Regions from separate parts of the Homo sapiens genome. Here region 1 is linked to region 2. A link is an interaction called in ENCODE POLR2A ChIA-PET data of the cell type or tissue named here. Cell type or tissue: Panc1. All regions are shown on one strand.

Region 1 (4,000 bases), 66 kb before region 2:
GTATACTTAGACATGTGTACTTTTTAATGTTTTTTTTTTTTTTGAGACGAAGTCTTGCTCTGTTGCCCAGGCTGGATGGAGTGCAGTGGTGCAATCTTGGCTCACTGCAACCTCTGCCTCCTGGATCCAAGCGATCCTCCCACCTCAGCCTCTGGAGTAGCTGGGATTACAGGTGTGCACCACCATGGCTGGCTAATTTTTGTATTTTTAGTAGAGACGGGGTTTCACCATGTTGGCCAGGCTGGTCTCAAACTCTTGACCTCAAGTGATCTGCCTGCCTTGGCGTCCCAAAGTGCTGGGATTACAGGTATAAGCCACCATGCCTGGCTGCATGCATTTCAATTAAAATTTTTTTTGTGACCGGGCACAGTGGTTTGCGCCTGTAATCCCAACACTTTGGGAGGCTGAGGTGGGCAGATCACAATGTCAGGAGTTCGAGACCAGCCTGGCCAATATGGTGAAACCCTGTCTCTACTAAAAATACAAAAATAGCTGGGCATGGTGGCAGGCACCTATAGTCCCAGCTACTCGGGAGGCTGAGGCAGGAGAATCGCTTGAACCCAGGAAGCGGAGGTTGCAGTGAGCTAAGCTCGTGCCACTGCACTCCAGCTTGGTCGAAAGAGCAAGACTCTGTCTCAAAAAAAAAAAAAAAAAAAAAAAAAAGGGCTGCATTGCAAGAAGCTTTAAGCAACAGAGGAAATGATCTCTGACAAGGAGAGTAATTTCTGTCAATCATGGCTCATGTTTTTTCTTTTCCTATAGTTATATCATTATGGTAATAAAAAGGAGGATATTTCAGTTATGGCTCCTTACTAGACGACACAAAAGTAAGAGACCCACTTAGTCTCATCTGAGATTGTTAAAATATGTATTAAGAGAAATAGTTACTTCAGTGCACAGCCATAAGAAGAGCTGCAAGTCAGGTGCTGGTAATTTCATCTACCATTCAGGAGGACAATGCGGGCTTAGGGAACATTGCTGTGACTGTTGTCTTGATGTCTAAATACAAAGAGAGCTCTAGATAGCAATTAGCTCAACTAGAACCAGCCTTAAAAACAGGTTTCCTTCTGTTCTTCCTGGCTATTGTTTCTCAATAATAAGATAGATAGGGGCCGGGCGCGGTGGCTCACGCCTGGAATCCCAGCACTTTGGGAGGCTGAGGCGGGCGTTATCACGAGGTCAGGAGATCGAGACCATCCTGGCTAACACGGTGAAACCCCCGTCTCTACTAAAAATACAAGAAAATTAGCAGGGCGTGGTGGCGGGCGCCTGTAGTCCCAGCTACTCGGGAGGCTGAGGCAGGAGAATGGCGTGAACCCGGGAGGCGGAGCTTGCAGTGAGCCGTGATCACACCACTGCACTCCAGCCTGGGCGACAGAGCGAGACTCCGTCTCAAAAAAAGAAAAAAAAAAGATAGGAAGGTAATTGCGAGGAAACTTGTTAGGAAAAGAAAACTTGATTTATAAGAATCTTTCATTTAGCAGAAATTGAAATTAAGAAATGTTAAACACTGTAGACTAGGGGAATATGATGCAACTGTGTCCTTTCACTGGCTTCAGGCCAATGACTGAGAACCAACCAGGCTTCTCTAAGCGTGTTTTATAACCTGGGTCTCAGGAGACAGTTTGGTGTTTGTTTCCAGGTGTGCACTTTGGGTGTACTCGTAAAGTGCATATGTAGATTTAAACACAGTAATATCCATTCAATCTCTTTGTATATTTCTAATGAATCAGCTTGTTAAAAGTTAGGTAGGCCCAGACTGTACATGTTCCAAATTATTTTCTGAGAACCCATAATTTTAGATTTAACCATTAGTAGGTTGTAATTTTCTGGGAGACCAAGAAAAACATCATATCCAATTCTAAATGCTCCATTCAGGAACAAGGCTGGCAATACCATAAACTTTAAGCATCTCTACCCTGAAAACCAACTACCACAAATACTGTTTTAGTATTAAAGCTCAACAATTTATTTATTTAAATTCTTATATTTCATAAAACTTTTGAAATATAGGGGGAAAATACTGAACTTCAGGTATGATAGATGTTCTTTCTTCAACAGTCACTATTTTCTATGAACTTTTCAGCAGCTTTCCAATCACTCATCTCTATGAGCTGTTAAGTATGCAAATTAATTGATTCTTAAAATTAAAAAAAATGCTGGTGGCTAAACACTATCTTAATAAATGCTGTGCAATACTTTGGAACCAGATTTGCATACATCTTGTCTATGTATACATGACAGTAATAGTATTTTAATAACAAAATTATTTCCAATGGTAATTTAGGGTTATGAGCACACAGATTTTCGAACTTAGCTGCTTAAAAATCAGCTTATCATTTTACCCTCTCCTCTGCTGTACAGCTGTTCATTAATCCAGTCAACTATTTATAAGGTAATTGTTAAAATTAGAAGACATCTTTTTAATACAAGATTTAGAAAGCAGTTTGACCTGTCAGGATTCTGAATTAATTTTTTAAAATTGGGGGCAGTCCTTTACAGTAATGTATATATTTTCACTGTAATTTATAAGGGTAGATTAAAGTACTATTTATTACAACAGAGTATGATGGGGTTATTAATAATATGGCTGAAGGCTATTGAAATCTCTCACCAAAAGCACATGCTGTAATGATGGTAACACATTTTGGTGTAGTGATCAGGAGTGTCAGCTCTGGAGTGATATGATCGGCTCTGAATCCTGCCCTGGCTCAGCCACTTATGAGCTACGGGACTTAGGGCAAGTTACTTAACCTCTTTCCCTCTCTGTAAAATGAGGATAACTCCACTTCTGAGGGCTGTAGTGATGATTAAATGAATTAATTCACATAAAGAACTCAAAATAGGGCTCAGCTGCCTAAACGTTAAACAGTATTTTCTTGAGATGACTAATGGCGTGAATACTGTTTTCCAGAAAGTCATGTGATAATACATTTGGTCATGTAAATTACAGCTTCTGAAAACGGCACTCAGTGACAGCTAATATTCTAGTTTAACACCACTCCTATTATCCTTGAATGCAAATATCATTTAATTCCACATTCGCTTTTTTTGTGTGTGTGTGACAGAGTCTTGTTTTGTCACCCAGGCTGGAGTGCAGTGGTGTGATCTTGCCTCACTGCAACCTCCGCCTCCCAGGTTCAAGTGATTCTCCTGCCTCAGCCTCCTGAGTAGCTGAGATTACAGGCGCATGCCACCACACTTGTCTAATTCACATTTGCTTTTAATGAGTATCTACATTAGTTCAAAAGAGACCAAAAGAGGCAGCAGGAACAGATTTTTGGAATATATTGGTCTGACTGGTTCCCACCAAGAGAAGTTTAACGGAGGAGGGAACGACCCTCAAACTAATCTTTCTAGTTTTACATATGCTTAATGAGATCCTCAGACCAAGGTCAATGAGCATAGGAAAGGCAGCTATAAATCACACCACCTGATGGACACAGAAGAAACAGGGAGAGGAGGGCACCAGCGTATGGGCAGGAAACCTAGGTTGATTTATCTGCGTTGAGACAATTCAAGAGGGATCAGGAAACACAGAAGATTTATAAATTAATTCCCTGTGGCATCATAAAAGGCAGCAGTTTGACGATAGGAAAGGCAAGTTAGATTTGATGCTGGAAATGAAGGGAAGAGTCTTATCAAATTGTTGTGAGGGATTTTCCTACATCTGGAAATGACGACAAAAAAATGCAACAGATGGATGAAAGGAGCCTGGGATGAGTCCAGGTTTCCCCACATTCCCAGCCTCTGGACTTTCTACTTATTAGTAACTCCAATCAAGCAGAATTCATCAAAATATGATCTATTTCTTTGAAGGATTCAAAAAAACCAAGATTTTTTCATCTTCATAATGCAATATTTTTTAATAAAATAATACTTTCATAAAAAAAGCAAATTTCTATAGACAGAGTTAAACAATCTTTACACACGTTTTCTTATGCTTTTTGATTTGCTTCTTTTTAAACTCTTAATGTCAGCCTTTAGCAGACGATACAGC
Region 2 (4,000 bases):
AACCCGGGAGGCAGAGCTTGCAGTGAGCCCAGATCGTGCCACTGCACTCCAGCCTGGGCGACAGAGTGAGATTCCGTCTCAAAAAAACAACAAAAACCAAAAAAACACTATCAACTAGAATTACAAATACATACTCCCTTTGTTACATTTTGGAATTTATCCTGCAGATATACTTGCATACATGTGAAATGACTTTTGTAATAAGGTTATTCTTATACTTATGAAAATTCTGCATTACAAATTTGTTAAAATTCTGTAGCATTGAATGTAATGGCAAACTGTTAGAAGTAACTTAAATGTTCATTAATGGAGGACTAATTAAATATAATACTATGGAATACTACTCTGCTGGAAAGAAAAGGGTGAGTAATGGTGTAGAAAGATATCTCAAATATAAAAGTCAGCAAAAATGTAAAAGATGGATAGTATCCACTACACCTAACAATTAAGGAGATGCACACTTTCATACACATTTGGGTGAGAGCACATGTGGGGTAGAGCCTTTTATAAGAGTGCTTGAGCAACAGTTTTCAAAATAAAATACGCCATTATGTTTTGACCCAGCAACTCCATTATCTATCCTAGAAAAATATGCTTACATATGTGAAAAGATGCAAGTATAATGATTTTCTTTACAGTATTATCTGCAATATTACACAACTGGAAATAACCTAAACAATCTTCAACCAAGAAAGGATGAAATAAATAATGCAGTATCTATACACTGGAACACAAAGCACTTGTTAAACAGAATGCAACAGATCTTTATGCTGACTTTAAAAAATAACCATGAATATTCTTCCACTGAAATATAAATTGCAGAACAATATATCTAACATTGTATATATAAAATCAGAAAAAAGGTAAAAATAAGAAGCCGCCCCCCTGCATACAAACACACACACAAGTATTCTATATGCTATTCCATTTCTATCATAGCTTTAGGTACTTTGAAAAGTTATTACAGGTAAGGGAAAAAAATACAGAATTTAAATATGCCAAGCACATTTTTGTGATGGTCCAAAACAATTACCAAAATTCTGAGGCTTTCATTTTCTAATGATGAACTCAATTCATGAATTTGTTTCAATAATGATACCAAAATGTAACATATATGAGCCTAAATGGAAAGACAAAATCTGAAATACATCATTACAATAAAGTCTTGCTAATAAAATAATCCAAGTGATATTTTAGTACTAAAATTTATGGGACTGACCAGCTATGCATGGATAATGGTTGTTTATTTACTTGAAAGAAAATAATAAATATCTCATATCATACCTAACAGTATCCTGCATATACAGAGAGCTTAGTACATAAATAGGAAAAAGCAATGTAAGAAACAGAAATTGTGTAATATAGAAACTCAAACTGAATCATGTGATAACAGGCACATGCTTTGGGGGTGAGTGAATGAGAATTTTTCTATTTGGTATACGAAGGAAAGCAGAAAGCTAACAAACAGAGGTAAATACTATCCTTAAAGCGAATATAAAAAATATACTCACATATAATAAGGGATGAATTAAAATCAAATTTTATTCTTAAAGTTTCACTCTTAGCAGAACTGGATAGTATCACTGTTGACTTTTAAAGCAATAAAACTGACGCTGACTTGAGATGAAGGGATGAAAAATGAAGAAAGTATCACTATAGAACATAAAATAGCAGAAAGCAAGCATCAGTTCAGAAGTCAGGAACATGGAATAAATAGGACAAAGTTCTGTGCTTTGTGAACCTTCCCCCTTTATTGAGGAATGGCATTTTCTGACACATAATTACTCCCACAGAGGAAATGCTTTTCCATAACCTCTTCTTCAAAATTACAAAGAGCTGAGAATTACACAGTAAATTTCTGGCAGTTAACTTGGAGAGACTGTTGCTTGGAGCTGCTGCACCCAAACACTGAGCTTCTCAGCAAACGGCCTGCTGCAGCCCGTAAACTGATCTCTGTGGAGGCCTCACCGAGAGACCCACACGCTCTGCAGCTCAGTGCCAACAGCCTTTCAATGCTCCAAAGCTTCACTTGCAACTCTGCATAAATTGCCAGTTTCTCTTGGCTCCAGAGACAGCTTCACCTGCAGGGTTTCACTTTTCTGTCTGACACCTTAATGTTGATTTTCCTACGCACTACAAAAGAGCCCTCTCCAGTGCTTCTCACACAATTACACAATCACTCTATTGTAAGTCAGAAGAGGATTAATGATTGAGTTTTATTTGATTATAGTCTTGATTAATCCTGACTTTGTTTAATTTGTGACCTTTGCTGGAATCCCAAGGGCTGGGAATTAGAAAATGCACACTGTACCACTGTACTCCGAACAGTTTGAGCTTGCCAATTTATTTCATGCCTCATTAGCCACAAAAGCTATAAAATTTTAGTCCAAAAACAGTTCCACATTTTTTCAGAGTACGGGTACAAAATTTTGTATGAGCTTTTCATTTTGATTTAAATACAGTAAGCCAATAATTAAGTCTACCCTAGTTATACCCATAGGGTTCTAATTCCAACTGGCAGGTATCTCAGCAAAATACCAAACCCCAGGCAAGTCACATCATGATGCAGCTGCCCTGATTTCCCAAGGCTCAGATTTAGTTTTTGTGAAGGGCAGAAAAAATAAAATCTGCTTTTAAAAAATCCTCCCAAATTACAATATTCCTTGATAAACAAATCTTAAAATAGATATCACATCATGGAAATTTTAGTTCTAACTTGAAAGCTCATATATACTTATTTACTATTTGAGAATAGTATTTGTAAATTTTTAGTTATTTACTATTTCAGGATTAGGTCTTTTAAAACATTTTTATAAATAATTTACAATATACACATGCTACATAAAATATTTACCTTTTAGAGTTCCCAGAATCAGCAAATTATTTATGAGAAACTATAGAAGAAGCCCCTTTATGTGACACTCAAGTCTGCTAGGTGATTAACTAAAATATTTCTTAAAGAATAAAGAAAGTATATAGAGAGTGTTTTGCTGCTTTGAAGCTGCTTTGCTGGTTTTTCATTTAGACGAGATCCAAAGATCACCATATAATCTGATGACTTAGGTTCAGTATTGTCTTTTTCACATCCTTTTCAGCTCTGGTTGTGTGAAAGTGGGGCTAGTCAGTATGCAGACATTTGAAATACAATGCCAATTTCAAACTGTGAGGTTTCAAAAAGTCTCCCAATATTCAGTAACTGTTAACCTAATTCAACAGCAGCAATTTTTTTTTGGATTTACTTTTTTTAAAATTATACTTTAAGTTCTGGGATACACGTGCAGAACGTGCAGGTTTGTTACATAGGTATACATGTGCCATGGTGGTTTGCTGCACCCATCAACCCATCATCTACATTAGGTATTTCTCCTAATGCTATCCCTTTCCTAGCCCCTGATCCCCCGACAGGCCGTGTGTGATGTTCCCCTCCCTGTGTCCATGTGTTCTCACGGTTCAGCTCCCACTTATGAGTGAGAACATGCGGTGTTTGGTTTTCTGTTCCTGTGTTAGTTTGCTGAGAATGATGGTTTCCAGCTTCATCCATGTCCCTGCAAAGGACATGAACTCATCCTTTTTTATGGCTGCATAGTATTCCATGGTGTATATGTTACACATTTTCTTTTTTTTTTTTTTTCGTTTTTGAGACAGAGTTTCTCTCTTGTTGCCCAGGGTGGAGTGCAATGGCATGACCTCGGCTCACTGCAACCTCTGCCTCCTGGATTCAAGCGATTCTCCTGTCTCAGCCTCCTGAGTAGCTGGGATTACAGGTGCCTGCCACTACACCCAGCTAATTTTTGGTATTTTTAGTAGAGATGGGGTTTCACCATGTTGGCCAGGCTGGTCTTGAACTCCTGACCTCAGGTGATCCACCCGCCTCGGCCTCCCAAAGTGCTGGGATTACAGGCATGAGCCGCCATGCCTGGCCACGTGCCACATTTTCTTTATCCAGTCTATCATTGATGGGCATTTGGTTTGGTTCCAAGTCTTTGCTATTGTGAACAGT

What was found. ChIA-PET counts read pairs that join two places held together with the same protein. Peaks named below come from ENCODE experiments on the same cell type or tissue, not always from the same donor. Only the 100,000 strongest peaks of a DNase experiment are listed, where the experiment ranks them.
Region 1: POLR2A ChIA-PET joins it to region 2 with 5 read pairs; 2 of 35 experiments call an interaction of 5 or more read pairs at or near these places.

The regions. Positions count from the first base shown.
Region 1 is chr12:1,382,695-1,386,694 of GRCh38, reverse strand. The region is part of intron 16 of ERC1 (ELKS/RAB6-interacting/CAST family member 1); the gene reads right to left. Among named protein-coding and RNA genes, the nearest start is that of LINC00942, 120 kb to the left of the region's middle. In Panc1, no CTCF peak of the experiment used is centred here; no DNase peak of the experiment used is centred here.
Region 2 is chr12:1,316,800-1,320,799 of GRCh38, reverse strand. All of the region lies in intron 15 of ERC1 (ELKS/RAB6-interacting/CAST family member 1), which reads right to left. Among named protein-coding and RNA genes, the nearest start is that of LINC00942, 180 kb to the left of the region's middle. In Panc1, no CTCF peak of the experiment used is centred here; no DNase peak of the experiment used is centred here; H3K4me3 peaks cover 306 bases; H3K27ac peaks cover 3,361 bases.